2 separate regions of the Homo sapiens genome follow, and region 1 is linked to region 2. Evidence: read pairs that join two places in POLR2A ChIA-PET (ENCODE). Cell type or tissue: PC-3. All regions are shown on one strand. Links, peaks and the distances in the headings refer to the core of each region. The heading gives the core; the rest is flanking DNA. Region 1 has its middle 47 kb from the start of SVIL. Region 2 has its middle 120 kb from the start of SVIL.

Region 1 (16,231 bases), core at 4,941-12,940, 77 kb after region 2:
ATTTTCCTCTGGAGCCGTTTAGATTTTTAAATACTAAAATCACTGTAGAAAGTTCTATCTTGTCACCAACGTTAGATTTTTCTCTGAAGTGATTGTTTCCTAATCAAACTGCTCAGCTCCCACTGGCCATTGTTTTACCTGTTATTGGGGAAATTCTCTAATGCCATTTTGATTAGCCTCATGAAATTCTGTATTTGGGGGAAAGTTTTGCAGTGTTGCTCTGCAGTGGACATACATCTGTGGGAGGTACGAGACAGTCACTAACAGAATTAGGGATAGAGGCTGACTTTGAACAATGATGGATTTTTAAGAGGGACTCAAGTCAAAAAAATGGCTATTTGGAAATATTTTAGTATTTTGAAGGTGTGCTTCCCTGAACAAGCCCATCATTTGTAGGGATTTGGGTCATGAATACTCCAATAACAAGGGCTCCCTGACCTGTGTGTATGAATGCATTGCAGTATGCAGTATGAAAAAGAGACTCGGCTGGGCGCGGTGGCTCGCGCCTGTAATCCCAGCACTTTGGGAGGCCGAGATGGGCAGATCACGAGGTCAGGAGTTCGAGACCAGCCTGGCCAATATAGTGAAACCCCATCTCTACTAAAAATACAAAAAGTTAGCCGGATGTGTTGGTGTGTGCCTGTAATCCCCACTACTCGGGAAGCTGAGGCAGGAGAATCACATGAACCCGGGAGGCGGAGGTTGCAGAGAGCTGAGATCGCGCCAGGGCACTCCAGCCTGGGTGATAGTGCGAGACTCTGTCTCAAAAAAAAAAGAAAACAAAGAAAAGAGACTCATGAGTCGGGGAGATACCAGTTCTAGCCTCAGTTCTGCCAGTGGGTAGCTGTATACGCATGGATGAATCACTTCCTTTTGGCATAAATTTACTTATCTGTGAAAAGAAAAAGTTGAGCTAAGGTCCCTTCTACTCATTCTGTGATTCTAAATTGGATATTTTGAGTTGGGGAAGAGCTATATCACTGTTTGCATAATTCCTAGAGCTTAGCAAATATCAACAACTCCTTCTTTTAGTTTATTTGCACTGTATATATATGTGCCTTTTATGATTTCAGTATCTTCATCCATATGTAATTATGCTCTGGGTAAAGTTGTAAACAGCACTTTGGTAAAATTTTAAATTCTGCTCTTTTCACTAGTCTTATCTCATAAATGTTTGCATATATATTGTAAACTTAACATTTTTCTCTGTTTTCACATTTACCTTTCCTAATAGCTGATAGCACATAATAAGTGTATTAAAACATATACTTAAAACATATTTAAATATATTAAAACATACTGATACACATCCTGATCACTGGGCAACTGAGCATCTCCATACTTCAGAGATTTTTTTATGTTTTTTTGGGCCGTGTTACCCTAGACATTTTTGTAGATAGATAATTTTTTAAAAAGAGCTCCTCACACTTGTAGCTCAGTTCTGTGTGCATTTCAGTGCTCAAATGACTTTTGCCACTGCTGTAAACAGGAAGAAACAAACTAAGGCAAAGAGCCCAGCTAAGTGAAACAGAGAGGAACAAAAGAAAATTAGAACTTGGCTTTTGCTGCTGCCAAGCTGGGCAAATAGCGATCCCAGGGAGCCTGGTGTTAAATAACAAAGAAAGCAGGGAACGAGGCAGAAATCCCAGTGGGATCTGAACGGCATCTTCAGATGCTTGGCTGCCCCTGCCACACTCTAGGGAGCATCTGATCACCTGGGAGGTATGGTGACCTTTGGCTTCTGACGTTGCACTGGTCAGACCAACCGTCTCCAGAGAGCTAAGCCATCAATCATCCCCTGAGGGGAGACAGTCAGGCTCACTGCCTCACCGCCTCGAAGCATCCACAAACTGAATTAGCTAATGCTACATTATTAGACATTTCTGCACTTTTCATTTATATTCAGAAGCTTGGAAATTTTCAATGTGTCTTTGGGGGAAAATAGTTTGTTCAACCATTATAATTAGATTTTCTACCCCTTATCTAGATAAATGAAGCGTAATTGACACTTTCCCCTTCTACCGGGGAAAGTGTCATTGCTGCTTCTGCATATGTGTGTGAACTATTTGCAATGCTTGTTTCTCATGGCTTACCCCAGAACTAGGGCGGTTATTGGGCAAGAAAGGGAACTATCCATTGCTGAAACTGGGAGTAACTTGTGATAACCAAATTAGTGACTGAGGCAAAAGTCTCAGTCGATGAGTTTATTAAGCCATCTTAAGGGCATAATCCAGGGGAAAAACAAATGCCATAGACAGACCTGTGGCTGTTATTCCAAAGAAGTTTTCAGGAGGTTTAGTATTTATACCTTTTCTTAAAGGGGGAAGGCATTGTAGAAAAAGGGGCAGGTAGGTGGTAAAGCAAATTTACGGGGTTTTTGTTTGTTTGTTTATTGAGAAAGAGTCTCAACTCTGTCACCCAGGCTGGAGTGCGGTGGCGCGATCTTGGCTAACTGCAACCTCCCTTCCCAGATTGAAGCAATCCTCCTGCCTCAGCACAAGTGTGCACTACCACGGCTGCCTAATTTTTGTATTTTTGGTAGAGACGGGGGTTTTGCCATGTTGGCAAGGCTGGTTTGAAACTGCTGACCTCAGGTGATTCACCTGCCTCAGCCTCCCAAAGTGTTGGGATTACAGGCATGAACCACCTCACCTGGCCAAACTTGACATTTTTGGGAGATTTTATTTAGTGCCCAGTAAATCTACATTTTGCATACGGTAAGGTGAATGTTTGAAGAGAAAAAAGGGAATAAAGGAAGAATCAATTATGCAGAGTTTTTGGGTAGGTGGAGGAATGATTGATCTGGTCTTGTCTTTGTTCTATACCAGGGAAGATAAGCTTGTAATTGACATTATCAGTGCGGAATCGAATAGACTTTAGTTTTAAGAGCTAGACTTAGATTGTAAACATAAAATTACAATTGGCATGTCCTTGTTTATGGGAGGGCAGCAAAAAGTTTACTTACCTATGGAGGCAGTCCTGAGGCCTTCTCCTCTGGATAATGCTAGTAACAGCTCTTCATTTGAAAGAGGGTGTTGCATGACTCAGCCTCCAGGCTTAATCTTTTATTTTGCGTAAGGAGTTTGGGGGTCTTGAGATTTTTTTAAATATTCCCTTGCACGTGGTTGTTTGCAAGAAGTAATGGCAAAGCCTGGTTAAAGTGGATTCAATCAAAACAATTTTAGTCATGATTTAAATTACCAAGTAGGAAAAATCTAGAGGATTCTAGAAATTGTGTGTCAGTTTCAAATCCTACTGTGCTGGTCATATGGAAGTGAGGAATATTGATAAAGTAAGAAGCAGTGCGGTATTTCCAGAGGTTAAATGCAAACCGATTCATTCCATTTCATTTAAGTATATATTTCTAGGCTTTGGAAATTACATCCTATGATTTTTTTAAAACTTTTCTCCCCCAGATTCTGGCTACATTGGAGATTGGTTGCTTTCTAAAACTGAAGGAGAAGCCCATGAAGAGATGGTGGATTCTCACTGAGTTTTGACTAGCGGAAGAAAAGGTAATTATTGATGATTTCGGAATATGTTTGCAGTATCATGTGGAGTTCAGCTGCAGTAGCAGCAAAGACAAAACTGAGAGTTTTAGACATTTTCTGTTATAATAACAACTGGTACCACTCTAATTTCATTGTGTGAGATGGACTTTTTAAAAACAAAACTTAAAATGTTCTTCTTAAATAAGCTTTTCCAGGTAGGTCTACCTGAGGATTAAGGTGTTACCATCAAAGCAGTTGACTCCTTTCCTTAGACCATGTTCCTGGGCCTGATTCCCAGCTTGTTCTGTGTGACAGCCTCACATTTATAGGGATTATGAAAGAATTTCCAAGATAGAGGTTACAGGAAGACCACTAAAGTGTAGGAACTCATTTTAATCACAGGTTCCTTGCTTGTCCATTCTGAAAGTATCAGTTTATTTTTTCTCTCTACTTCAAGTTGCTCTGCCTAATGATTGGATTTATAGTTAAAAATAAACCATATTTAAATTCATATTGATCTACTTTGTTAGGCAAATTGGTCCTAGGGCCAATGGGTGGAAGATATAAAGAAACAGATTTGAATTCAGTATAAGGAGGATTTTTTGAACATCTGACTGACTAATGAATGGGTTGCCTGGCCTGGACGAAGCTCTCCATTGATGGAGATATTTCTATTGTAAACCAAAGATTAAATTCTAAGCCAAGTGACTGAATGGAACATCCTCTCAGCCAAGGGACCCAACAAAACCTGAAAAATTAGTTCAGATCATGATGGAAAGGGAGGGTCAGGCATGCCTCATTACACTCTCCTCCCTTTGGAGTTCAGGCAAACAACTGACCAGCATTAACTTTTCAAAAGAAGACATACACGTGGCCAACAAGCATGTAAAAAAATGCTCAGCATCACTAATCATTAGAGAAATGCAAGTCAAAACCACAGTGAGATACCATTTCACACCAGTCAGAATGGCTACTGTTAAAAAGTCAGAAAATAACAGATGCCGGCGAGGTTGTGGAGAAAAGGAAATGCTTATACATTGTTGGTGAGAGTGTAAATTAGTTCATCGTGGAAAGCAGTGTGACAATTCCTTGAAGAACTTAAAGCAGAATTAACATTTGACCCAGCAATCCCATTACTGGCTATAGACCCAAACGTGTATACATTGTTCTGCCATAAGGGCACATGTACACATATGTTCATCACAACACCATTCTCAATAGCAAGACATGGAATCAACCTAAATGCCCATCAATGGTAGTAGACTAGATAAAGAACATGTGGTGCATATACACTATGGAATACTACACAGACATGAGAAAGAACGAGATCATGTCCTTTGCAGCAACATGGATAGAGCTGGAGGCCATTATCCTTAGCAAACTAATGCAGGAACAGAAAACCAAATACCGTATGTACTCATGCATAAGTGGAAGCTAAACAATGGGAACACCTGGATACTAGGAGGGGAACAACAGATACTGGGGCCTACTTGAGAGTGGAGGCTTGGGGGAGAGAAAAGATCAGAAAAAATACTCATTGGGTACTACGCTTCCTACCTGGGTGATGATCTGTACACCAAACCCCTGTGACACACAGTTTTACCTACGTAATAAACCTGCACGTGTAATACCCCTGAACCTAAAATAAAAGTTAAAAAAAAATAAAGGTCCTAAGACTGACAGAACAGTAAGATACCAAATTCCAACCTGACTCTACTGTAGCATCATATGGTCCATAGCAGGCACTGAAAACAAATCACAGTATTTTATCCCTTTGACATATTTTGAAATAGCTTTGTAAAGCTGTTTCTTTTGGGAGAAATTTACATTCCATAGAGAATCCTTTCCCTTTCCAGGTCTTTTCCTAATACTGAAGAGATTGGCTGAGAGTCTAGCACCTTTTAACGGTCTGCATAGGAAGCATTGACCATCTATTGCGTTTGGGGGCAGCCACCTATGAGACTATGAGACTTCATCTACATAAGAACTTTTGCCTCCACAACCCCCATATTAACCCAAACACTCCTCTCCTTTCTGTTTATTCCAGGTCTTTAGACAATAACTTAACTCTTTCAACCAATTTCCAGACAGAAAATCTTTGACTCCACCTATGACCTGTAAGCCCCCACCCCCCAAGTTGTCCCGCCTTTCTGGATCGAACCAGTGTATACCTTCCATGTATTGATTAATGTCTTCTGTCTCTGTAAAGCACATAAAACCAAGCTGTAACCCAACCGCCTTGGGTACATGTTCTCAGGAGCTCTTGAGTCTGTGTCACAGGTCATGATCCATAACCTTGGCAAAATAAACTTCTAAATTGACTGAGACCTGTCTCAGATACTTTTTGGTTCACACTATAGAAACTCTGTGTTTGTCTGACAAGGATGTTGCTGCAGAAGAGCCTCCCTGAACTGGAGTTGGTCAAACTGAATCTTCCTAGGTCTATTTTAACCAAAAGGAATTCTACAGTTTCTCTATTGATGGCCCAAAGGAAGCAGAGTTTTTTGGAGTTTTTTTCGGTGGGGGTGGTTGGCTTTTTGTTTTCACACATTAAAAAAATTACGCAAAGATGTTCAACTCAATTATGGCACTTGTAATTTCTGGTGCTTCTGTCATGATTTGGGGTGACTTTCATGAAATGCTTATTCTCAAGCATATTTCCTGACCAGTGTGCCATGAGGTTAGAGAGGCTATTCAGAGTGAGGATGATTTTGTGCTTCCATGGTGAAGTGCAGCACAGAGGGGTTCTCTGGGGCAAGTTGGGGGAGCCCAGAGTGCATGGAGAGTGAGGGCCTGGCACAGGCTGTGTTTGGATCCTAAGGAACCTCTTAGTGCAGGTGAATCAGGGTAAATGACAATGAAAATCTGCCCGAGGGAGAAGATGTGATCAAAGTATGTGCAAAGCAAGTGTGTGTGTTTTGCTAGGTTGGGAGGGAGAAGATTGCTGTAAGTTGATTATAATAAGCCTGTGTAAACCAAAAATAAAATTCTAAGCCCCTCAGCCATCTGAATGAACCCCTCCTCTTGGCCAAGGCCATTCCAAAATTAACCTGAATAACTAGTTCAGGCCCTGATGGGAAGGGCGAATCAGACATGCCTCATGATACCCTCCTCCCTTTTGGAATTCAGACCCAGCTGACCAGCATTAAGATGAACACAGACCTTAAGACTGATAGAACAGACTCTTTAAGTCTAATAAGAAACCTTTACAATCAGTTTTCTGAAGCCTGAAGCCTGCTACCTGGAGGCTTCATTTGCATACTAACACCCTGGTCTCCACAATCCCTTATCTTAACCAGACATCCCTTCTTATTGATTCTAAGTCTTCAGACAGTAATTTAACTCTTTCAGCCAATTTCCAATAAGAAAATCTTTGACTCCATCTATGACCTGGAAGCCCTCACCCCCACTCCCAGCTTCCAGTTGTCCCACTTTTCTGGACCAAACCATTGTACATCTTACAAGTACTGATTGAAGTCTTATGTCTTTCTCAAATCTATAAAGCCAAGTTGTAGCCCAGTCACCTTAAGCACATGTTCTCAGGATCCCCTGAGCCTTTGTCATGGGCCCTTGGCCACTCATATTTGGCTCAGAATAAATCTCTTCAAATGTTACAGAGTCTGACTCTTTTTATCAACACCTGACTTAGAATCTCAGCACCATCTTTGGACCCACCTGCTCTGCTACCTTTGAGCCCTTAGTTTCTGCCTCCCTTGGCCAACTCTCCCCATTAACCATTCTATGAGGACAGGTGAATAGTCATTAAACATGAGGTGAAGCACAGTGTTTTTTGAGAACATCTGAATGTCCTGTGACCATTCCTGTAGCTAACATACACTTGAACCTAGAAAAGCATATCTGAATTGTAACAGAATTTGTATACTCCTCTTTCTTCACCAAGCCTGTCTAATTCCAGGCAGAAATGTTTCTCCTTCTTCCTTCTAAATGCAACATCATTTTGTCCTTTGCATGTTTCATTGGTTTGGTTCCTTTTATTAATTATGTAATAATTATGGTTTGGTTCCTTTTATTAATTGTGTGTAAAGGGTATCTCCTCACTGATCACTAGACGATAAGCTCCAGGAGGAAAAGGATTTCTTTCTGTTTTGGTTGCTACTTTATGCCAGGAACCTAGAGCAGTGTCTGGAACTTAGTAGGTGCTTCATAAACATTTACTTAATGAGATAACAAATGTGTCTCTCTGGCTAAACTGAAAGCTTCTTGGGGACAAGAAGAGTCTCTTCGTCTGTGACTTCATCATTGGGCTGACGCAGCAGCTGCCTTCTCCTCTGGCTATGGGACTGTGGGCTGAGATACCTACACGTGGGCTACTCTCTCAAAAGGGCTGAGGAGGGGGCGTGGTATTGGAGCTGTGTTGGTGACTAGAGGTTAAGATCTGCCAACCTGCTGCTTAAGGCGTAGAAGATTCTTTCCAAGATGCATACAAATGAGATTTGGAAGAGATGCAAAGCCCAGAGCCAGCATGGGTGTCCATGCTAGGACCTTTTACTAGCTAGGATCACCAGCCCCTCCCAGGAAACTCTCTGATGGGCTGAGGGAGTGGGGACAGGAAGGGCGTGTGCTGGGTGTCACAACAGAGCCTTCCCTTCAAGACAGGTCTGAGCGGAAGTGTGTGGTAAGTCACATGGAGGCAGAAGGTCTGTTCCTGATCAGGGTTAAGGTGCCCCTTTGGTCTCCCTTCCTAGCCTGTGTAAGAAGCCCTGCATCTGTTGAAATAAACAAATGCGACAAGGAAGCGCAGAAGCAGCAAGCCTTATTGCAATGTGCCTAGTGTGGTTTGTAGCAAGGAGGAAGTCCTGCTGGTGGGAGCATCCAGCCCAGCTCTGATGATCTGAAACCATCTTTGAGTAACTGGTGCCCAGAGGGAATGTTTTACTTTTTGGCTGCTTTTCTGACGTGATCATTAGGAAAGAGATAGGCACACTTTTGCACAACTTCTATGCTAAGCTTCTTTGTCTGGAAAGGAAATTTTAGTTGCAAGGACTTAAAATTTCCTTCTTGTGAGCTGATACTTTTGAGACAGTCAAGAGGATGTTAATTTAATGAAATCATGAACTTATGCTTCTTATCTCCTCCTCCTCCTCCTCATTCTTCTCTCTCTCTCAACACACGTACACACACACACACACACACACACACACACACACACCATTCCATCTTTAGAGGTCATCATGCCTTTGCATGTCATGCTTTGTGCTGTGGTGGCTGGAGACTCTCTTTCCATCACCAGCTATTCCCTGGGCTGTCATTCTGTGTAAAATCCTTTCTGCTGACTTCTCATCCTTCCTTGCCTGCACGTGCCCTAAATCTCACTTTTCTGCCCATCCTCTTTGGCTCATCCTCTTCTCTTCCCACACAATTCCCTTCTCCCAGTGCCATCCTCCTTCCCAGTTGTACCAGTCACAGCCCCATTCCCTACCATGCCAATTACAAATGCAACCCCTTTATGACAGCTTCCTGCCCCACCTCCACAGGGAACTCACCTCTCTTCCGCCCTGCAGTGCTCTGAGCTTCTCCCATGGACTTTCCGTCTCCTGCCCCTGAGCCAGTTGTTTGTGAGGCAAGCCCAGCAGGTAGTGTCCATGCCTGCTGGTTGCCTTCTCCTTCCCTCCCACTTTCTTTGCTATTTTTTTTTTTGAGATGGAGTCTCACTCTGTCGCCCAGGCTGGAGTGCAGTGGTATGATCTCAGCTCACTGCAGTCTCTGCTTCCTGGGTTCAAGATATTCTCCTGCCTCAGCCTCCTGAGTAGCTGGGATTATAGGCACACACCACTACGCCCAGCTAATTTTTGTATTTTTAGTAGAGACAGGGTTTTACTATGTTGGCCAGGCTGATCTTGAACTCCTGACCTCAAGTGATCCACCCGCCTCGGCCTCCCAAAGTGCTGGGATTACAGGCGTGAGCCACTGTGCCCAGCCTCTCTTGCTATTTTTGATTTGCCCTAAACTCCATCACCCTTCTTAAATGCATGGTACACTTTTTACAGCATAAATATTTGGTGATAGCCCTGAGGCTAAAGTGCAAGATCACAGCACGCATCGGGGCCCATTTGGTGCAGGCTCCCATCCCACGGCCCCCTGCCCATGCGCCATGCTGTAGCATGTGTAATTCCTATCAACTTTCTGAAAATAGCAGGCTCCAGGCCTCGTGTTGCATACTACCTGGAACACCTTCCCTCTTCCTTCTCAACTGGCTGCATCTGACTGATCACTAAAGATGCCATTCAGGTGCCTCCTCCAAGAAGCTAGCTGGGTCATATGCACCTCCACTGGTGGGACGGGGAGAGTGGACAGAACGCCTATGAGAACATGTGCCAGTCTGTATGTTTCTGGTGCTGATCTCCTTGACTAAACAGACTTTTATTATTACTGAGATAGGATCTTATTCTGTCACCCAGGCTGGAATGCAGTAGCACAGTCACGGCTCACTGCAGCCTCAACCCCTTGGACTTAAGAGATCCTCCCACCTAAGCCCCCCAAGTGGCTGGGATGACAGGCACATGCAACTATGCCGGGTAATTTTTAATTTTTTATTTTTAGGAGAGATAGGATCTCGCTATATTGCCGAGGGTCTCGAACTCCTGGGCTCAAGCAATCCTCCTGCCTCAGCCTCCCAAAGTGCTGGGATTACAGGTGTGAGCCACTGAGCCTGACCTGGACTTTTTTTTTTTTCTAATTTTAGATTCAGGGGGTACATGTACAGGTTTGTGACATGGATATTCTGTGCAATGGTGTAGCTCGGGCTTCTGTAAACGAACTTCTGTAAAGGTGGAACTGGATCCCTGACCTCTAGCAGTGCCACCCAACAGAAAGGTATTTAGAAAGTGGCTGGCTTGGCGGGGCATGGTGGTGTGTGCCTGCGGTCCCAGCTGCTCAGGAGGCTGAGGTAGGAGAATCTCTAGAGCTTGGGCAGACGAGGCTGCAGTGAGCCGTGATCAGCGCCACTGCACTCCAGCCAGGGCAACAGAGTGGGACCCCCATCTCAAAAAAAAAAAAGGAAAAGAAAAAAGAAAAAAAAGTGGCTGGCTTTCTAATCATTCATCTTCAGACTTTCCAATCTGTACTCAATGCTTTTGGTTTTAGGTTTTTGTTTTTCTAATAACATATTTGATGAAGAAGTCCCATCTGATGCAGAGGAGACTTGCATGTGGAAAGGAGTTGTCACTATTTCTTAAATTGTGGCTTCACTGGCTTCATTACCTGCACCTTCTCTTCTCACAAATATATGTCATTTTTATTTACCATGACATTTGAGAATTTAGTAAAAGTTAGTGGAGCAAGTTAGTCCCCTTAGTTGCCTACAAGCAGCTCTAAACCCAGGTGTTTTTTTGTTTTGTTTGTTTGTTTGTTTGTGACGGAGTCTCTCTCTGTTGCCCAGGCTGGATTGCAGTGGCACAATCTCTGCTCACTGCAGCCTCTGCCTTTCAGGTTCAAGTGATTCTCCTGCCTCAGCCACCCAAGTAGCTGGGATTACAGGCGTGCGCCACCATGCCAGGCTAATTTTGCATTTTTAGTAGAGATGGGGTTTCACCATATTGGCCAGGCTGGTCTCGAACTCCTGACCTCTGTTGATCCACCTACCTCAGCTTCCCAAAGTACTGGGATTACAGGCATGAGCCACTGTGCCTGGCCACCCAGGTGTTTTTAATTTTATACACAGGCTGCTACAAGCAAACCAATGCTGGGAGATGGTCATGCAGCTCAGGTCAACTCAGGGTACCCTCAACCTAAAATGTGAGAGGAGAGCTGCAGAAGCAATGGACGAGAAGGGAGCAGGGGTTTTAATATCCCCCACACATCTTCCAGCTTCTACTCTGCTCACTAATTTCATTTTGGACAAAAGCTTGTTGATTCTTCTTACTCAGGCTAGTTACCTGCATTATACTGAACAGAATTCCTCCAGGGAACAGCCTCTTGGCTAAATCAACATACACCTGCCATTCACAGATGCAGGGTTTCTAGCAAGATTCTAGAGCAGGGTCCCCAACCCCTGGGCCATGGATCAGTACTGGTTTGTGGCCTGTTTGGAACCTGCACAGCAGGAGGTGAGCGGCAGGTGAACGAGTGAAACTTCATCTGTATTTGCAGTTGCTCCCCATTGCTTGCATTTCCCCCTGAGTTCCGCCTCCTGTCGGATCAGCAGTAGCATTAGATTCCATAGGAGCATGAACCCTATTGTGAACTGCGCATTTGAGGGAGCTAGGTTGCATGCTCCTTATGAGAATCTAATGCCTGATGATCTGTCACTATCTCTCATCACCCTTAGATGGGACTATCTAGTTGCAGGAAAACAAGCTCAGGGCTTCCACTGATTCTACATTATGGTGAGTTGTATAATTATTTCTTATATATTACAATGTAATAATAATAAATTGCACAATAAATGTAATGCACTTGAATCATCCTGAAACCATCCCCCTCAACCCCTGGTTCATGGAAAAATTGTCTTCCACAAAACTGGTCCCCAGTGCCAAAAAGGCTGGGGATTGCTGTTCTAGAGCCTTTGTCTTTCAGATAAGGTAGACCCTGGCTTCACTTCTAAAAGGAAGATAAATGACTTTCTAGTGATATTTGCCCATTTTAGACAAATGTTTCTGCACCTTAGACTGAGGGCAGGTAGGCAGGATCATTGCTGGGGTGGCTTCCTGCTTGAACATTGTAGTTTCTTTGAGTTGAAGGTAGAACATTAAGATGTGATCACTGAAGGAGGAGCATCAAGCACAAATGAGCTCCTGATGTAGTTTACACAGCACTTGGGTGGAAAGGGCCATCCCTTTCCCTCTTTCCTTATGGAATTGGGAATCCGACAGTAAGTGGCCAATGAAAATGTATCCTCGCTGGTCACAGTGGCTCGTGCCTGTAATCCTAGCACTTTGGGAGGCTGAGGATGGAGGATCGCTTGAACCCAGGGGTTGAGAGAAGCCTAGGCAATATAGTGAGACCTGTTTCTATAAAAAAATAAAAATTAGCTGAGCATAGTGCTGCACAGCTATAGTCCCAGCTACTTAGGAGGCTGAGGCAGGAGGATTACGTGGGCTCCATTGCATGGAGTCCAGGAGTTTGAAGCTGCAGAGAGCTATGATTGTGCCACTGCACTCCAGCCTGGGCAAGAGTGAGACCCTGTCATTCTGACCCAGGTGTTATTCCGAGCAGCACTGACAGCATTCAGGGCTAGGTCATGCTTGGTTCTCTTGGCAGAATTTTTTCTTTGGTTTGGGGATATCGCCTGTACATGACAAGACAAAGGGGCAGGAGGAATGGAAGCCTTCCAGCATCGTTCACATTGCATGCTTGGAAACACTACTTGGGGGTGGAAAGTGAATGCATCTTTGTGGCATCTGAGTTCCCAGCAAAGGGTGTCTGCTGAGCTGAAGGCAAAAAGGGAAGGGGGAGAATTTTATAGAATAGGACATCTGGGGCACTCACATGGAGGGAGATTTAATACTATTTAGTCCCTGGCATTATTTCTCTTTCCTTAAGTTTACACTTTTTAAATTTGAAATTGAGAAATGATCACATTTAAATAGCAATGATTAAACATGTAGTTGATCCAGTTACTTTGTCATCCTTTATTTAGAAATGTCCGTAAGTAAGTGATCTCTAGTCTAGGAGGCAGATGGGTTCTGATGACCTGGGAAGAACTCTGTTGTTACCAAGGCTAAATCTCCACAGGTGTTTCCAAGACCCAAGGGTCACAGCTGTGTGCCAGTAGGAAAAGAGGGGTGGAAAATCGACTCCAAACGGCCAAATGGGCGTTACATCCTAGGCAAATGCCAACCTAAATGTAGCCCTTTGTGTGGTCAAGGCTGTTGTCAAAAGCAGAAAAAGCTAGCTCTAATTTCTCCAAACCAATGTCCAGCTCAGTGTTCCAACTGCCAGCTGCTCCGGCCCCTTAAGGTGATAACTCAGGGCCCAGAGTGACCTCTCTTGCTCCATTGGAGCCAGCCAAACCCTTGTGGATTTTTTTGTACTTACCTTTGACAAGAGGAAATCTCTGCAAACCTCTGTGTGCAGTTCCAGAAACATGTTTTACTTTATCATCATGCTCAAAGACTGCTTTGTAAGCTCTCTGCATTGGGGGTAAGCTGGTTAGCATTTACCTAGTATTTGTGTTTATTAAGTTAGTCTTTGCTCTCAAAGAGTTTATATTGTGCGTGTGCGCACACACACACACACACTCTTTTTTTTCCACTTAAAAACAGAAGAATGAATGAGTGTGTATGTGTTTAGGTGACACTGAGAGGTAATGTTACCAAAACACCAGTGGTTCGGTCTTGATCCTGCTGCTGTTCACCACACAGAAAGCCAATCACTGAGATAATCAGTACTGCCAGGGAAGAAGGCTTTATTCAGGTGCTGCAGGTGAGGAGATGGGAGATCAGTCTCAAATCCATCTCTCTGACTGACTAAAATTAGGGGTTTATATAGCAGGGAAGAAATGTAACCATGCATGGGAAACAGGAATTAGAGAGAGGTAAGGATGAGGAATTGGTCAACAGGAAGCAGGGGGTCAGTAGTTATCATGATGGGTGAGGGGTCTGGTGTTTTATTGCCCAGATGCAGTAATCTGGTAAGTTTCAGCTCTGTGATACTATCTCAGAGGACTGATGGTTGGTTTCCTGAGAAAGGAGCTCAGATAAGACAAATGTAACTTTCTTATGTTTCAAGACTGGGAAGGGTCAATTTCTATGTTTATTCAAAAGAAACCATAAACATCAGTTCTATGGGCAATTGGACTGATCAGTCATGTAGCAATAAGATACCCATGAATACATCTTTACTATCATGAACAAGTCTTTGTGTAACACTTGGGCGAAGACTGGAGGAAACGGTATGGTTTTTCTATTGGGAGGGTGGATAAGGGGGAAAAAATCATTAGTTTTATTCTTAGAACAGATGAGGGTGAAGATGTAACACGGTTTGATGGACAGGAAATGGAAACTTGCTACAGTGGGACTGGTGGAAGAGCAGAGGTGTGCTTTGTGAGGTTCTGGGGGTCTGTGTGGGTGGGAGTAACATCCTAGCCTGGAGAGGGCTGGTTTCTTCTTGTTCTTTTTGTTTTGTTTTGTTTTAGAGACAATTGCAGTGCAGTGGCACAATTGTAGCTCACTGTAACCTTTAATTCCTGGGCTCAAATGATCCTCCAGCCTCAGTCTCCTGAGAAGCTAGGACCACAGGCATGCACCACCATGTCCAGCTAATTGGTTAACTTTTTCTTTGCAGAAATGGGGTCTTACTGTGTTGCCTAAGCTGATCTCAAACTCCTAACCTCAAGTGATCCTCCCACCTTGGCCCTGCAAAATTCTGGGATTACAAACATGAGCCATTGTGCCCAGCTGAGGGCTGGTTTCTAGAAATGGTGGTATGCCAGGCTTCATACTGGGGTCATGCATGTGGACTGGGCTCATTGGCCTGATTGCTCTAGCAATATGTGGGGTAGGAAGAATCATGCCCCCTCTCTCCTCCTCTTCGAAAAATGTCCACATCCCAATCCCTGGAAGCTGTGAATATGTTCAGTTATATGGCAGTTGGGAATTAAGGTTGCGAGTCAGCTGTCCTTGAGATGGGGAGATTATCCTGGACTATCCAGGTGGGACTTTTGTAATCGCAAAGGTCCTCGGAAGTGAAGAAGGAAGTCAGGAGAGTCAGTGTCAGAGTGATGCCGTGGGACACAGTCTTCAGGGCTGTTGCTGCCTTGAAGATGCAGGAAGGGGCCGTGAGCCAAGGAATGCAGGTGGCCTCTAGAAGCTGGAAAAGGCAAGAAAATGGATTCTCCTTGAGAGCCTCCAGCAGAAATGAGGCCCTGCCAACACCTTGACTTGTAGCCCAGTGAGACCCAAACATCTAACATCTAAAACTATAAATAAGAATTTGTGTTGTTTTAAGTCACCACGTACATAGTCATTTGTTACAGCAAGCTATAGCAAACAATCCAAATGGAGACCTGTCTCTGGTTTGGAAATGCGAGACATTCTTATTTATTTGTGGAATATAATATAATGGAAAATTTATGGAATATAAGTAACTCCAAGAAGATTCTTGTCAACATTAATTCTGAGATTTTTCTAAGCTAATTTATTTTACTACAGTAAGGCCAGGAACTTTATTGCTTTGCTGTTGTCTCCTCACTGCCTCGATCAGTGCCTAATTCATTCCTTTTTGAATGAATGAATCTTTTCTAACCAAACTCATGAAAAACCCTAAGAAACACCCCCCACTTTTTTTGAGACAGAATCTCATTTTGTCACCCAGGCTGGAGTGCAGTGGATCACAGCTCACTGCAGCCTCAACCTCCCAAGTTCAAGTGATCCTCCCCACTTGGCTTCCCAAGTAGCTGGGACCACAGGTGCACACCACCACGTCTGGCTAATTTTTTAATTTTTTTTTTGTAGAAATCAGGTCTTGCTATGTTGCCTAGACTGGTCTCAAACTCCTGGGCTCAAGTGAACCTCCCGCCTTGGCCTTCCAAAATGCTCTCATTACAGGTGTGATCCACTGTGCTTGGCCCCACCTTTTCAAAAAAAAATTTATGCTAAATTGTAAATGTTAAATTGAGGCTCTTGTTATAGACAAGGCATATCATACTTCGCATTATCATTCAAAGATGAGAGGCTTAATTAGAGAATTTTCTACAGTTGGGTTTTAACAAGAGCCATTCTTAACTTCCTTGGGGTCTAAGAACTTCTTGGTACCTACACATGGTTGAAATGTTAACCCTG
Region 2 (16,231 bases), core at 5,385-13,384:
TTTTTGAACAAGGATCTGATGGAAGTTAGCACCTTGCTTCTGGGTTTTGTGTCTTCTTGGTCTCTTTTTATTTAAGACAGCCTCCCATTTTTTCCTATAAATGTTGACTTTTTGAAGAATCCAGGCCAGTTTTCCTGCAGAACGCTTCGTCTCCAGGAAGTATCTAGTGATATAACTTGGTGTAATTTAACTTCTCTGTTCCCTATGTTTCCCGTAAACTGTAAATGAGGTCTCAGGCATAGACTCTGCTTACCCTTCAATGGCATTGAATCTGCTCTCTCTGTAGAACAGTCTCCCACCGTTGCATTCCCAAATTACACAACTCTTTTGAATTTATGATTTGTTATCTAAACAGCACACATTTTAGCTCTCTCTTTGTCATTCCCTGTCTCTGTGAGTGGATTAACTGCATACACTGTGCTGCAAGTCAGGAACACTTTAGGAATTACTGGGAAACATCATCGATCTTTGCCTCCTCTCACACATTCCACTAACACAAATTAACATGTGGGACTTGGAAGCAAAGGGGAAGATGAGATCCTAGAGAAGTGCTTCTCTGGTCCTTTGTCTTTTGATCTGATCCTGCCCAGTGAGTAGAGAACTTTCCCCACACTTAGGTCCCACATCTAACACAATCAAGTCCAAGCTCCTTCATGGGCGTGGTTGTCCTGAGTCCACAGCCACTTTTGGTGGGCAATGTAGAAGGAACTGCAGCTGCACGTACTGTGTGTAGCTCTACAACACTGCTAAACCAAGCCTGGGCACCTTGCTTCAAGTCCTGATGCTGAAAGAGTGAGTCTTCCCATGAAAAACAAGTAAGGTAGTAAATCAGATTAAGTAGGTCAAGCTGGTGACAAAAAGAGCTGATTTCAGATGAATCCTGGAGTTAGTAATTCACTGTCACTCAGATGTGGAAGTGAAATATAGATTTTTCACACTAGTATAGCTGGTGTGTCACATGCCAGTTGCAATAACACCAGCCCAATATTGATTGAACACATGCTATAGGCCAAGCAGTGGTCTGGTACATTATGGTCCCACATGAACCCTCATAGCCTGTGAGTTAGGTATGATGATCATCCCTAAAACTGAGGAGCTGAGAGGTTATGTAGCTTTCTCTAGGCCACACAGCAATTAATGGGATCAGCTGAGATTTGAACCCCAGCATATCAGGTTATAAGCCTGAGGATTAACCAATATGTTACATGGTGCCTTTTCCGTGTGGCCCAAGGAAAAATATCTGGGAAGGAAGAGGCTGCCACTGAGCTGCTCTGGGCCCAGCCCCGTGCAGGTGCAAGACTCCCAACCTGCCTGTTTTCTAGTGGCCTTATCTGATGCTCTCTGGGATCCCTGATGGCCACCTTTAAACTCCAGGTAGAGCTGGAGGCATGGGGTTGAGAAGTCATTTGCCTGGGAATTTCCGCCATGTGAAAGGAAGCAAATGAGGCCTCTAAAGATGACTAAGGCATATGGTGAGCAGCTGGAAATCTGTGCACGGATTGACAGATCCACTGCTCTTCCCTCTTCGTCCCGTGCCCTAGATCTGCTGCTAAGTCTATACCTGCTGTGATACCCAATAGGATCATTTAAGGGGCAGATGAGCTGAGATAAAGAGAATGAGCTGACTCTTAATCCATGCCTTAACTATAAACCTCTAAACAGCTGTTAGCCCTGCCAACCCCAAAAAAGTAAAAACAAAAGATTGCTTTAGGAAGTTGCTCCTCACATGAGCCTGGCTTTGCTCAGGTTGCAATGCCAGGTTAGCATAGGGATGGCAGAGTGTCCCTGCTGTCACCACGTCTATGTAATCAGTGTCCTGTGGACAGAGCCAGCAAGAGCAGTGAGAGTCTGAGCTGTGTCTGGATGCCAACATCAATGCTTTTTCATCAGCACACTGGTTTATAAATAAGCCATCTTCTGGTCTACCCTGTTGGATTTTTTTCTCCAAAGCCACTTGGTTCGTGAAACTACCTGGATGGTGGAAATGGTGAGATTGAGGGACACTTCAATCCACAAAACGTTGCTGAATTCCAGTCCTCTTTTTGTAGTTGCAGGTATCTTTACACAATGTGATTTGCATTATTTTTGCAAAAAGACTGAGATGGGAACGCTTATGAAAGAAATGCATATTGAAACAAAAAAGGGCGGGGCGAGGTGGCTCATGTCTATAATCCCAGCACTTTGGGAAGCCAAGGGGAGCCGATCACTTGAGGTCAGGAGTTCGAGAGCATCCTGACCAACATGGTGAAACCTCGTCTCTACTAAAAATACAAAAATTAGCTGGGCATGGTGGCGCGTGCCTGTAATCCCAGCTACCTGGGAGGCTGAGGCATGACAGTTGCTTGAATCTGGGAGGCAGAGGTTGCAGTGAGCCAAGATTGTGTCACTACACTCCAGCCTGGGCAAAAAGAGCAAAATTCTGTCTCAAAAAAAAAAGAAAGAAAAGAAAAGAAACAAAAAAGACTTTTCTAAACACAACAATTGTCAAAGACTTAAAAATTTAATAAAACCTCGGGTACATGAGGATGTAGAGAAATAGTCCTTTTGCACAGATTGCTGATAAAATATAAACACCTCTGTGAGGCTGAGCCTGGTGACTGGCACCTGTAATCCCAGCTCTTTGGGAGGCAAAGGTGGGTGGATTGCTTGAATCCAGGAGTTCAAGATCAGCCTGGGCAACACGGTGAAACCCCACCTGTACAAACAATACAAAAATTAGCCAGGCGTGGTGGCATGTGCCTGTAGTCCCAACTACTTGGGAGGCTGACTTGAGAGGATCACTTGATCCTGGGGAGGTCAAGGCTGCAGTGAGCCATGATCATGCCACTGCACTCCAGTCTGGGGACAGAGTGAGACCCTGCCTCAGAAAACCTCTATGAAAAGCATTAGGAAATATCTATTATTTGCATAAGTGTGCAAAAATATATGCATCAAGAATTTTTACTGCAACACTGGCAATTTTTAAAAATCTGGATATAACTTAAATATCTATCAATAGAAACTTATATATAAAGTACATCTATAAAGACAATACTATGCAGCTATTAAAAAGAATCAAGCTGGCTGGGTGCCATGGCTCACGGCTGTAATCCCAGCACTTTGGGAGGCCTGGAGGAGGGTGGATCACTTAGGTCAGGAGTTTGAGATCAGCATGGCCAACATGGTGAAACCCCATCTCTACTAAAAATACAAAAATTAGAGGGGGGTGGTGGTGGGTGCCTGTATTCCAAGCTACTCGGGAGGCTAAGGCAGGAAATCACTTGAACTCAGGAAGGCAGAGGTTGCAGTGAGCCAAGATCATGCCACTGCACTACAGCCTGGATGACAGAGCGAGACTCCATCTCAAAAAATAATAATAAAAAAAAGAATAAAGCTAATCTATATGTGTTGAAATAAAATATGCCAAGATATGTTACTAAATACTAAATGATTATTTAAAGGAACATATAATAGTGAATACATATATAAGGCTATGTTGAAATATGTATTTTCAACATTTGTGTACGTGGAAAACTCTGGAAGGACATGCAAGAAACTATTAACAGTGGTTATTTAGGTCACGGGAGGTATAAGAGAAAAAACTTTTATTTTTTATCTTTTGCATCCTTCTATTTGAAGTGTTTACATGGGCATGTACTTCATTTATAATTTTTTAAAGCTGACTTCAATTTTTTAGAAAGAGGAACAGTGACAATTCCTGGGTCATACTCAGAATTTCCACACATCTCTTTTCTGGAGAACAAACCACAGATGGTTCCCAAGGCTGAAGACAAATAGTTGCACAGAAGAGGAAAGAACTTAAGTCATGTTATCCACTAGGGCTTGTTTTCCTACTGTCCTCAAAAGTCCTTCTAGTCTTTTTCATTTGTTGCAGAAAGTTTTATCATGCATTTATAATTGCCGGTTTCCACGGAATTTCTCACGTGTCAAGTGAATCTAATTGGGAGTTCCATTCCGCCATGGCCCTGGCTCAGCTCCAAGCACCATCAATAATGGGTAGTGGAGGTTGGGGCTGCTGGGCCTCCCTGGACCTCCCCTTTCGAAGGGTTGAAGAACTCTGACACTCAGAAAAGAAGCCCCACTAGTCCCCAAATTGTGCTTCCTGGAGGCCTGTTCATATTGGTTCAAAGGAAAAGCAAGTTTACAACTGAATGTGTCTGAGAGACAGCAGAGCGTGGTGCAGTGGCCCGAAACATCTCCTGGTTTCCTCTCTGTGAGCGGGTAATTGCCTGATTATGTAGCCTGGATGCGCACGGCTCAGTGCATGGCTCAGAGCAGAACGTATCATGGGGTGCGAGTGATGTGTTCTCAACCTCTCTTCAAAAAAACTCTAGGCCAGGCACAGTAGCTCACACCTGTAATCCCAGCACTTGGGGAGGTCGAGGCAGGAGGATCACCTGAGGTCAGGAGTTCAAGACCAGCCTGGCCAACGTGGGGAAACCCCATCTCTACTAAAAATACAAAAATTAGCTGGGCATGGTGGCGGGCGCCTGTAATCCCAGCTACTTGGGAGGCTTAGGCAAGAGAATCGCTTGAACCCAGAAGGCTGCAGTGACCCAAGATCACACCACTGCACTCCAGCCTGGGCAACAAGAGCGAAACTATGTCTTGAAAAAAAAAAAAAAACCTCTAGCAGGAGAAATCACTTTTGCATTAAATTTTGCATTTCAGATATATTCTCTAGTGACCACTGAAACAATTACATATCTTCTTCTTTTTTTTTTTTTTTTTTGAGACGGCATCTTGCTCTATTGCCCAGGCTGGGCACGATCTCGGCTTACTGTAACATCCACCTCTTGGGTTCAAGCAATTCTTCTGCCTGCTTCAGTTTCCCAAGTAGCTGAGACTACAGGTGCTTGCCACCATGCCCAGCTAATTTTTGTATTATTAGTAGAGACGGGGTTTCACCATATTGGCCAGGCTGGTCTCGAACGCCTGACCTCATGATCCACCTGCCTCAGCCTCCCAAAGTGCTGGGATTACAGGCATGAGCCACCGCACCAGGCCTGAAACTATTACATTTCTAAGAGAGGGTTTAATGTTTGCCTTTTCATAGGATTTAACATAATAGTTATAAGTACTAGACAGTGTAATCACATCAGACCAATCTGGTTCAATTTTTATGTAACAAAGTTGTTTTTCAGTTGTCATGGCCCCCAGGTCGAAGGTCACATAACCTGAGCATGCCCAGATGAACCGACTGTGCAACCACAGGAGGAACCTAAGTGCTCAGAGGAGCGGAGACTGAATTAAGAAGCGCACACCACATGGCAGGATCCACAGTCCAATCAGATAGAGCTCTAGTGTCACCGCCTGCCAGATCCAGTCAGATTGTGCCTCCTGGCATCAACACATTGCAAGATCCAATCAGATTGCACCTCCCCACCCTATGTTTATAAAACCTGACCCAGCCACCAGCTGGAGAGACAGATTTGGGAGTTTCCTCCTGTCTCCTTGCCAGTCAACTTTCTTTTCTCAAAAGCCAGTGCCCTGGTATTGGTCTCTATGCACATTGGGCAGAGAACCTATTGATTGCCCAGCAATAATAGCATTTATGTATGTATGTATATATATATGTATTTATTGTTTTTGAGACAGAGTCTTGCCCTGTAACCCAGGCAAGAGTGCAGTGTCAGGATCTTGGTTCACTGCGACCTCTGCCTCCCAGGTTCAAGTGATTCTCATGCCTCAGCCTCCCGAGTAACGGGGATTACAGGTGCACGCCACCATGCACTGCTGATTTTTTGTATTTTTATTTGAGATGGGGTTTCACCATGTTGTCCCGGCTGGTCTCGAACTCATGAATTCAAATGATCCACCCACCTCGGCCTCTCAAAGTGCTGCGATTACAGGTATGAGGCACTATGCCTGGCCAATAATAGTATTTATATAAGTGATAAGTCACCTAGGTGACTTTCCAACTCAGGAAAAGGACCAGTTGGAGAAAACAAGGTAATGAGACCAGAGATCTTCGGACAGGGAAGGGGGACCCTCTGTCACTGGGAAAAGCTCCTTAACCAGGTCCAACACCCTTCCTGCCTACTTCCTCCTGTCCAGCCCTCACCCATCCACCCATGGTCGGTAGATGTGGGAGAATCAGAATTGAGGTGAGGTTGGGGAGGTGAGTTTTAAAAGCTCTAGGCCAGGTGTGGCAGCTCAGGCCTATAATCCCAGCAATTTGGGAGGCCGAGGAAGGTGGATCACTTGAGGTCAGGAGTTCGAGACCAGCCTGGCCAACATGGTGAAACCCTATCTCTACCAAAAATACAAAAATTAGCCTGGCATTGTGGCAGGCACCTGTGATCCCAGCTATTCAGGAGGCTGAGGCAGGAGAATCGCTGAACCCGGGAGGCAGAGGTTGCAGTGAGCTGAGATCGTGCCACTGTACTCCAGCCTGGGTGACAGAGCAAGACTAGGTCTCAAAAAATATTAGCCCGGCGTGGTGGTGGGCACCTGTAATCCTGGCCACTTGAGAGGCTGAGGCAGAAGAATCACTTGAACCTGGGAGGTGGAGGCTGCAGTGAGCTGAGATCCCACCACTGCATTCCAGCCTGGGCCACAAGAGGGAAACTCCATCTCAATAAATAAATAAATAAATAAAAGCTCCTGAGGGCCTCATCCTGGGATTCCTTCCCCTCCTCAGAGCCTGCGGTGAAAGCAACTGACAAAACCACTCCCTGTGGGGCTTGGCACTCTGCTTCCTTTTCTTCCTCATAAATATCTCAAAGACTATTCCTTTCCCCGGACACAGACAGACCAGACGATGTCTCTAAATTCATAGAGCTGGAAGAGAAACCAGGTGACCCTTTCCCCTTCCATTTGCAAAGCTGTATATGCACTTATGATATTCCAATTTTACTTTGCATGAAACCCCCCAGGTATTACTATGAAAAATGTAAATCCCTGAGCATTTTTCTCAGAGATGCTGACTCCATTGACATTGTGAAGGGTTCAGAAGTCCACATTTAAAATAAGCAGGTCAGGGTATTCAGCAGCACACTCAGGAAAATGCTGACCTCAGCACAAAGGAGTTGCTTAAACGACAACAAATTCATGAATGAACTGATAAACTAACATGGATGCTTATGTTGTTAATATTCTTTAATTTGTACACTTATTTTACACATACTATTTTAAATAAATGATATAGTTCACAATTTGTAAAAGCTTTGTAAAAGTTTTTTTTTTTTTTTTTGACTCAAAGTTATGCTCTGTCACCAGTCTGGAGTGCAGTGGCCTGATCTCAGCTCACGGCAACCTCTGCCTCCAGGTTTAAGCAATTCTTGTGCCTCAGCTCCCCAATAGCTGGGACTACAGGCACCTACCACCACACCTGGCTAATTTTTTTTTTTTTTTTTTTTTTTTTTGTATTTTAGTAGAGACAGGGTTTCACCATGTTGCCCAGGGTGGTCTCAAACTCCTGAGCTCAGGCAATCCGCCTGCCTTTGCCTCCAAAGTGCTAGGATTACAGGTGTGAGCCACCGAGCCTGGCCATTTGTAAAAGTTCTTAAGAGTGGTAGATCACAGTGGATAACCTTATAAAACCATCTAACATCAGAATTTCTGGCACTTCCTGACATGTTACCCTGAGCAAACATTAAGCTCTCTGCATTTCCGTTTATTTATGTATAAAATGGGGATGATTATTGCATCTAGTTGTGATGTATATTAAATCAGATTATGCATGCGGAGTGGGTTAGTGTTCACCCCAAATTCATGTCCTTCCAGAAACTCAAACTATTACCTTATGTGGAAATAAGGTCTTGATAGACTTACTTTCTTAAGATGTGATCCTATCAGATTAGGGTTGGCCCTAAACTTAATGACTGGTGTCCTCATAAGAAGAGGGGAGGACACACACAGAGATGTCCACATACACAAAGAAGAAGGTCATGTGATGAAGGAGGCAGCAGACTGGAGTGAACCAGCCACAAGCTAAAGAATACCAAGCAGGGTGGCCACCACCAGAAGCTGGAAGAGATGAGGAAGGATTCTTCTCTAGAGCCCTCAGAAGGGCCATGGCCCTGCTGACACCTGGACTTAATTTGGTTTTCACTCATTTTTATTTAGTGATTAATTGATTGATACAGGGTCTTGCTCTGTCACCCAAGCTGGAGTGCAGTGACATGATCACAGCTCACAGTAGCTTTTAACTTGGGCTCAGGTAATCCTCCCATCTCAGCCTCCTGAGTAGCTGGGACTACAGGTGCATACCATCATGCCTGGCTCATTTTTTATTTTTTATTTTTATTTATTTATTTATTTATTTATTTATTTATTTATTTATTTTGTGATGGAGTCTCGCTCTGTTGCCAGGCTGGAGTGCAGTGGCACGATCTCGGCTCACTGCAACCTCCGCCTCCCGGGTTCAAGCGATTCTCCTGCCTCAGCCTCCCCAGTAGCTGGGATTACAGGCGTGTGCCACCACGCCCAGCTAATTTTTGTATTTTTAGTAGAGATGGGTTTTCACCATGTTAGCCAGGATGATCTCGATCTCTTGATCTCGTGATCTGCCTGCCTCAGCCTCCCAAAGTGCTGGGATTACAGGCGTGAGACAGGTTCTCTCTCTGTTGACCAGGCTGGTCTTGAACTCCCAGCCTCAAGCAATTGTCCCACATTGGCCTCCCAAAGTGCTGGGATTACAGGTGTGAGCCACTGTGCCCGGCCTGACACCTTGACTTTATATTCTAGCCTCCAGAACTATAAGAGAACAAATTTCTCTGTTTAAAGCCACCTAATTTGTGACACTTTCTTACAGCAGTCACAGGGAACTAGTACAGGAGGTAAATATTTAACCTGGTCCTAAAAGAAAAAAAAAATGTTTAACCTGGTCCTTGGCACAGAGAAGACACTCACTAATAATTAGCAATTTTGTTAGGTAAATGCAAACTTCTGTGCCAGTTATTCTAACTTGAATCTTTCTCCCTTGCAGTTCTAGTTCTACCCAATATTCAAACTAGTGCCTCCTACATCCCATTTTACCTTGCATTACACTTATATGAGTGTTTTAGCTCTCCTTCTGGCCTGCAAGTTCCAGGCGATGGAAACACGAAGCCTTATTCAGTTTCTGTGTTTATGACAGTCCCAAGCACTGCAGTAAGAAATATTTGAATGCTTACTAGGGATTGGGAGTAGCACTAGGCACGGGAGTTATAAAAGATGATTATGATGCTGTCTCTGCCCTTCAGAAGCTGGAAGGTTTGTCGGGAGGGTGATGGACAAATGAGTCACTGTGGGACTCCGGTAAATGCTATAACAGCCGCGGTGAGAGCCAGGGGAGCAGAGCTGACTCACCCTCAGGTGGGTGCACAGGTGAGACTTCACCCAGGAGACCACTTTTCAGCTGAGGCTTAAAGTGTTACAAGCAGAGTTCCCTTGGTGGAGAAACAAGAGATCGCCGGGGTTCCAGGCATGTGCAAAGACCAGAGTGTGATGGCCCAGTGGGCACCACTGAGGAGTTTCAACTCTGTCCTGCAGAAATAAGAAGAAACCACAAGTGTAATCACATTTAAATAGATTCTTTTGGGGCAAGGCCAACTGTCATTCCTTGAAGGAAGTGCTTACTGAAAAGCCTTAACACACCAGGCATTGTCTGGTTGGCTGCTGGTTCATTTGGGGTCATCCCCTCTTTCCTGAGTCCTTGAGTCACTCTGAAATCAAAGGGTAGCTCCTGAAACTTCTCATGAGCTGTGCCACGGTGACATTAGGACAGGAATTGGGGGTGGAAGTGAAGAACTGAGTGGGCAGGAAGGTCTGGAAGAGCCCAGCAGAAATAGGACATGACTAGGGGGCCTAGACAGAAAAAGTAGTGAGCAGAAGAGAAAAAGAGGGCAAATGAAGGTAAAAGTTCACTTCTCTCTCCGTGAACTTGGAAAAGACCTGGCCCTCCAGTGAGAAGTGGGCTGGGCAAGAATGAGCTGCTCAAATCCCTAGGAGTTCTGGAAAGGTGGGGGAAAAAGAGATGACAGCCTGAGAAATCATACCAGGGCTGAGAAGAGGAGGGAAAGTCTCTCAACTAAGAGCTGAAACAGAATTCCTAGCTTGTCTCATGACTTAGCACTAACAATGAGGTCTCAAGATGGGTGAGAGAGTGGATGCCGGCCAGGTCTCCCACCAAGTCCACAGGGCATCGGCAGAGGAAAGCCTGTTTTGCAGATTGAGATTTCCCATAAATTGTTACTCCTTATATGTATTTTACTCACAATTTGTCTCATCAACTTTATCAAAGTAAAATTTTAGTGCAATAAAATACCACCATTTAAAATGTATGCTTGTAATCCCGGCACTTTGGGAGACTGAGGTAGGAGGATTGCTTGCAGCCAGGAGTTCAAGACCAACTTGGGCAACATAGCGAGACACCATCTCTACAAAAAAAAAACAAAAATTGTTTTAAATTATCCCTGCATGGTTGTGCACCCCTGTAGTCTTAGCTACTCAGGAGGCTGAGACAGGAGGCTCCCTTGAGCCAAAAAGTTCAAGGTTGCAGTAAGCCACGCGTGACAAAGTAAGACTCTGTCTCAAAAAAAAAAATGTACATCTGATGAGTTCTGACAAGTGTATATACTCAAGTAAGCAACCGCTACAGTCAAGATGCAGAACAGTTCCTTCACCCCAGAAAATTCCCTTGTGTTGCTTCCCAGCCAATTCCCCTCCCACTCTCAGCTTCAGGCAACCCCTGATCTGCTTTCTGTCCATGTAGATTAGATTTGTCTTTTAGAGAATTTCATGTAAATGAAATCATACATTACATAGTCTTTTGTCAGCTTGGCTTCTTTCACTCAGCATAATGTTTTCGAGATCCACCCATGTCACTGTGTACATCAGTAGTTTGTTCTGTTTTTGAAGGCTAACATTTCATTGTATGAATATAGCTCAGTCTGTTTATTCACCTGCTGATGAAATTAGGGTTGTTTCCACTTTTTGGCTATTATGAATTAAGCTTCTATGAACATTTGTCTACACGTCTCTCTGTGGACATGTTTTCATCTCTTTGGTGAACATCAGGAGTAGAATTGCTGGATGTATTTCTTAAAGTGCATCATTAACTTTTCCACAGTATTTCACAATGTGAGTTTCCCACCACCAACGTCCACGAGGTCCATTACTCTGCATTCTTGCCAACACTGGCTTTGAACTTGATATGTCCTTTTAATTTTAAACATTTTAACGGGATGTATCGATGAAAAGAGTCAAACTCTGTAAAATATTCAAAGAGATTTATTCTGAGCCAAATATGAGTGACCATGGCCCCTGACATAGCCCTCAGGAGGTCCTGAGAACATGTGCTCAAGGTGGCCAGGGTACAGCTTGGTTTTATATATTTTGGGGAGGCATGAGACATCAATCAAATAACTCAGAAATAATGTTGGTTTGGTTCAGAAAGGTGGGACAACTCAAAGCAGGGGGTGGCTTCCAGGCTATAGGTAAATTTAAACATTTTCTGATTGACAATTGGTTGAGTTTGTCTAAAGACCTGGGATCAATAGAAAGGAAATGTTCAGATTAAGAAAAAAGATTGTGGAGACCTGAGGTTCCTTCAAAGTCTCATAGTGGCTGCCCTTAAAGACAATAGATAACAAATGTTTCCTATTCAGATCTTTAAAAGGTGCTAGACATTTAGTTAACATCTCAGGATTGGGAGGGCCTGGAAGAAAAAGATCTAGCTATGTTAATAGAGATTCTTTACAGATGCAGATTTTCCCCTACAAAGGACGGCTTTGCAGGGCCATTTCAAGACATGGCAGAAAAACATGGTTTGGGATTAAATATTTTGATTTTTTTCCTTGTCTTATAACGTTATGCCAGAGTCAGATTGGAAAGTAAGTCACTATGTATAGGGTCAAATAAAACCCATCTGATGAGAATTATGGCTTGTGGGGGATGACTCTCCAGACCCCTTAGATAGGAATTTGGGCAAGATAAAAACATCAGAGCTTAGTCGTCAGATGTAATGTGTACCAGTTTCTCTTGTACTTTTAATTTGCGTTTTCCTGAAGATAATATTGAGCGTCTTCTCATGTGCTAATTCGTCATTCACATGCATCTTATATGGAGTATCTGTTCAAATCTTTTGCTTTTTTTTTTTTTTTTTTTGAGACGTCTTGCTGTCACCCAGGCTAGAGTGCAGTGGTGCAATCTCGGCTCACTGCAATCTCTGCCTCCCAGGTTCAAGCGATTCACCTGCCTCAGCCTCCTGAGTAGCTGGGATTACAGGTACTCGCCACCACGCCCAGCTAATTTTTTGTATTTTTAGTAGAAATGGGGTTTCACCATCTTGGCCAGGCTGGTCTTGAACTCCTGACCTCGTGATCCACCCGCCTCGGCCTCCCAAAGTGCTGGGATTACAGGCGTGAGCCACTGCACCAGGCCTCTTTTGCTCATTTTTATTGGATTGTTTGCTATTATTAAATTCCACAAGTTCTTAAATATTCTAGATACAAATACTTTTGTCATACCTATTACAAATACATCCACATGAGCAGCACCATGAAAAGACTATCATTTCCCCAATTACCTTGGCATCTTTGTAAAAACTCAATTATCTTCATATGTGTGGGTCTATTTCTGGGCTCTCTAATCTGTTTCTTTAATCTGCATATCTAGTTATACATCAATACCAGATATCTTAATCCCTATAGCTTTATAGTAAGTCTTATATAATTAGGTAGTATAAATCCTCCAACTTTGCTCTTTCATTTCAAAATTGTTTCTCTCAGCAACATCTTGTAGTTTTCATTGTTTGAGTGTTGCATAAATTTTTATCTTGTTTAATTTGGCCCAGAGTACTTCATGGATTTTAATGCTACTGTAAATGGTGCTGTTTATTGTAATTTCAATGACAACTGCTTCTTGGGAATTCATTAAATGTTTTAATATGACTGTCTCATTTTTTAGTCATTAGCAAAAGTGCTGGGCAAAGGGCATATGCTATCCAGAAGTTCTCTTGAAACTACGTGGAAAAATTCAAGAAAAGTAGGCGCCAATGGAAATTCTACCTAAGAAATGGCTTCCTCTAAGAGGGAGCCCTCAAAGAGATCTTGGCTAAAATCAGAGAAGACCCTACCTGGTAATTTAGTTGAGTTAAGAGACCCCAAAGTCAGTTAGTCTACCTCTTTGGAAGAGGTATTAAGAGTCTTGGAATAGTGGTTCCCAAAGCTGGGAAGTGAGGAAAGAAAGAAAGAAGAAAGAAAAAAAAAAGAAAGAAAAAAAGAAAGAAGTCTGACCCTGATCTCTAAGCTTCTCAGAACCCGCTGTGTGATTTCTTGACTCTCCAGAGATTCTGATACTCAATCCTCAGGCATTTATCCTCCCTCCTTATTCTGCTCTGATGACCACTGTGATCTAGAGCCAACTTATTGATGGGAGAACAGTGTATTTCTCAGCGTGTGAGGGTGGAAAACAGTTCTGAATGACGCGAGCTCATTTGGAAGATGAGTACTTAGTATGGAGCCCTGAAGAAAAGTCAGTCTGAACCTGTAATTCCTGCCCCAAAGCCATCATTCTACAATTTGCAACTGGTTCTGGTGGGAATACTTCATTTCCTCATTTAAATGGAAATGCTCCCAGAGGTGGTGCTCTAAGTAAGTCATTATGAAATAGTTAACTCATGAAACAACAAGTAATTTTTGAAAGAGCCATCACCTTAGACACAGCTTACAGTGCCCTTGTGAATATGGTTTGGGGACTTTCGATAGGAGGGGAACTAAAGAAGAGGGAGATGAAGGTAAACTCTACAGTATTCATGCAACCCTGATATGGCTAAGAATATTCCCAATAGGGAACAAAGCACAGAAAGACCAGTTGGAAAATTGAAAACACACTGCCTCCTTCCCACGCATGGTGGCATTGACGCCGACCTTGTATGACCCCAGAGCTTACATAGTTGGCTAAGAGCTCCCACCTGTTGGCTGGACCTGCCTACCAACTAATGAGATAAAGGAATATTCATGCAGACTCTCTGAAGATTCCTCCACATTAGCCTAACGAGAAAGAAAAGAAACTTTTTTATTTGAGGAACGAGAGCCCCCTTTAATAATCAGGACCTGAGAGGCGTTAAAACAAGATAGCTGGCTACAGCATGGTGGCTCATGCCTGTAATCCCGGCACTTGGAAGGCCCAGGTGGAAAGACTGCTTGAGGCCAGGAGTTTGAAACCAACATGAGCAACATAGCAAAATCCTGTCTCTACAAAAAGTTTTTTTTGTTTCTTTGTTTTTTGTTTTGTTTTGTTTTGTTTTGTTTGAGATAGCAGTAACATCTTACTCCCCACCTTGAGCTAAGTTCAAAACCACCTGCTGTATGGACTCTAGACTAAGTTTTGCCACCAAGTAGCCATAAATTACCCTAACAACGCCACATGCTGGACACCATAGCTCTTACCTTATAAACAATGTATAGCCTATCACTTATCAATATTATTTCTTAAACCAATGAGAATTCTTCACAACTTTTGTAATCACCTTGTCCCCTGATTTGTCCTTTTAAAAAAAAAATTAAGCCTCTTCATTTTTAGAAAAGTGTTTAATGTTTTCTAGGTGAATATATTATCCTTATCAGTTGTCCTGTTATTGCTAATTTTTAATACCATAAAGTTGAAAATATCAATCTGTTCTCTATTATTATACTTCAGCAGATGTTTGAAATTTTCACAGATGCCCTTTAGGACATTGAGGAAGTTGTTTCTATTTCTAGATTTCTGGAAGATTTATCATGAATGAATGTTCAATTTTGTCAAATGCTTTTGCATGTCAATTGAAATAATCATCGTTTTGTCCTTATTCTATTAATATGTATTACATTGATTGATTTTTGATTGTTAACAGGCATTTGCATTTGCAAGATTTTAAAAAATTAAGCCTCTTTTTTGTTTTCTGGAGCACTTCCCAGTATTTTCAGGGCTGCAGTCCTCAATATTGGCCCAAATAAACTCTCTGTATTAATTTTGCTTTAGTTTCCTTCTTCAGATGGACACCAACAAACTTCTACCCGTCCTTCTAAGCTCATCTCAAACAGCACTTCCTTTGTGAAATCCAGTCTCAGCTACCTACATTCATAGCTACTCCTCCTCTCTGCTTACACAGAACTTTATTTGTAACTCAAGTTTTGTATTTTCCAGGATAAATCATAACTATTTAGTTTACGTGTCTTTCTTTCCCCCTCGCTCTGGAGACAATTTGCTACAATAATCGATTTTCATTTCTACTTTGAGCTTTGCCTCTGAGCTTCGTTCTCCTAAAATCCACCTGCCTTTTCTGCCACTGCTATTTGAATCCATCAAAGGGACTTCGAACTCAAAGTATCCAAGGGTGAACTTGAAACATCTCTCCCTTTTCCAGTGTTGGTTCTCTCTCGGTGAATAGCTTCTGTTTCTCTAGTCGGGTAAGCCAGAAATGTATAGTCATCCTCAGCACCCATGCCCCACTATTCTCCATGCCCACGTCACTCAATAACTGTACTTCCTAAATACAGAATGTCTAGAATCTCTCCATGCCCATCCATTCTCCCTCTCATCACCCTACACCATGCTTGCAACTTCCTCTCTCCTGTACTCTTGCAATATCCTCTCACTGATCTCCCCACATGTATTCCAGCCTACCTCCAATGCATTCCCCCACTGCAGCCAGCATTATCTCTGGAAAATGCAAATCTGATCTGTTGCTGCCCCATCTATAACCTTTCAATGTCTTCCTTTACTCTTGGGATAAGGACCCAAGGCTCCAACATCCCTTACAAATCCCCGCATGGTCACCAGCTGCCCACCTGACCTGCCTCTTTTCCTCTCTGTACTCTGTAATTGTCCCTTTTCTTTTTCTTCCTTCTTTCTTTAACTTATTTTGAAATAGCTTTAGACATACAAAACAGTTGCAAAAATAGCACAAAGATCTCTCATATACCCTTTGTCCAGCTTCGCTAAATGTGAACATCTTACATAACCATAGTACTATGACCAAAACCAGGAAATTAGTAGTAATATGCAATACTGTTAACTAATCTACAGACTTATTTGAATTGCTCCAGTTGGCTCAGGATCCAGTCTATGACTTCTCATTGCATGTGGGTGTCATGTCTCCTTAAAATCTTCTCCAACCTGAAGCAGTTCCTGTCTCCTTGACCATCACTGTTTATCTAGTTGGTCTGATCTGGGTTGGTCTGATGTTTTTTCACATTTAAGTTCAGGCTACACAATCTAGGGCAAGAATATCACCAAAGTAACGTTGTGTTCTTCTCATGCA

What was found. ChIA-PET counts read pairs that join two places held together with the same protein. Peaks named below come from ENCODE experiments on the same cell type or tissue, not always from the same donor. Only the 100,000 strongest peaks of a DNase experiment are listed, where the experiment ranks them.
Region 1: POLR2A ChIA-PET joins it to region 2 with 14 read pairs; 4 of 35 experiments call an interaction of 5 or more read pairs at or near these places.

The regions. Positions count from the first base shown.
Region 1 is chr10:29,673,837-29,690,067 of GRCh38, reverse strand. It overlaps a transcript of SVIL not described here. Among named protein-coding and RNA genes, the nearest start is that of SVIL, 47 kb to the right of the region's middle. RefSeq lists an enhancer at 1,290-1,908. In PC-3, for the core only: no CTCF peak of the experiment used is centred there; no DNase peak of the experiment used is centred there.
Region 2 is chr10:29,751,114-29,767,344 of GRCh38, reverse strand. No RefSeq gene overlaps it. Among named protein-coding and RNA genes, the nearest start is that of SVIL, 120 kb to the right of the region's middle. In PC-3, for the core only: no CTCF peak of the experiment used is centred there; DNase peaks (open chromatin) are centred at 9,214 and 9,594; H3K4me3 peaks cover 1,190 bases; H3K27ac peaks cover 2,880 bases.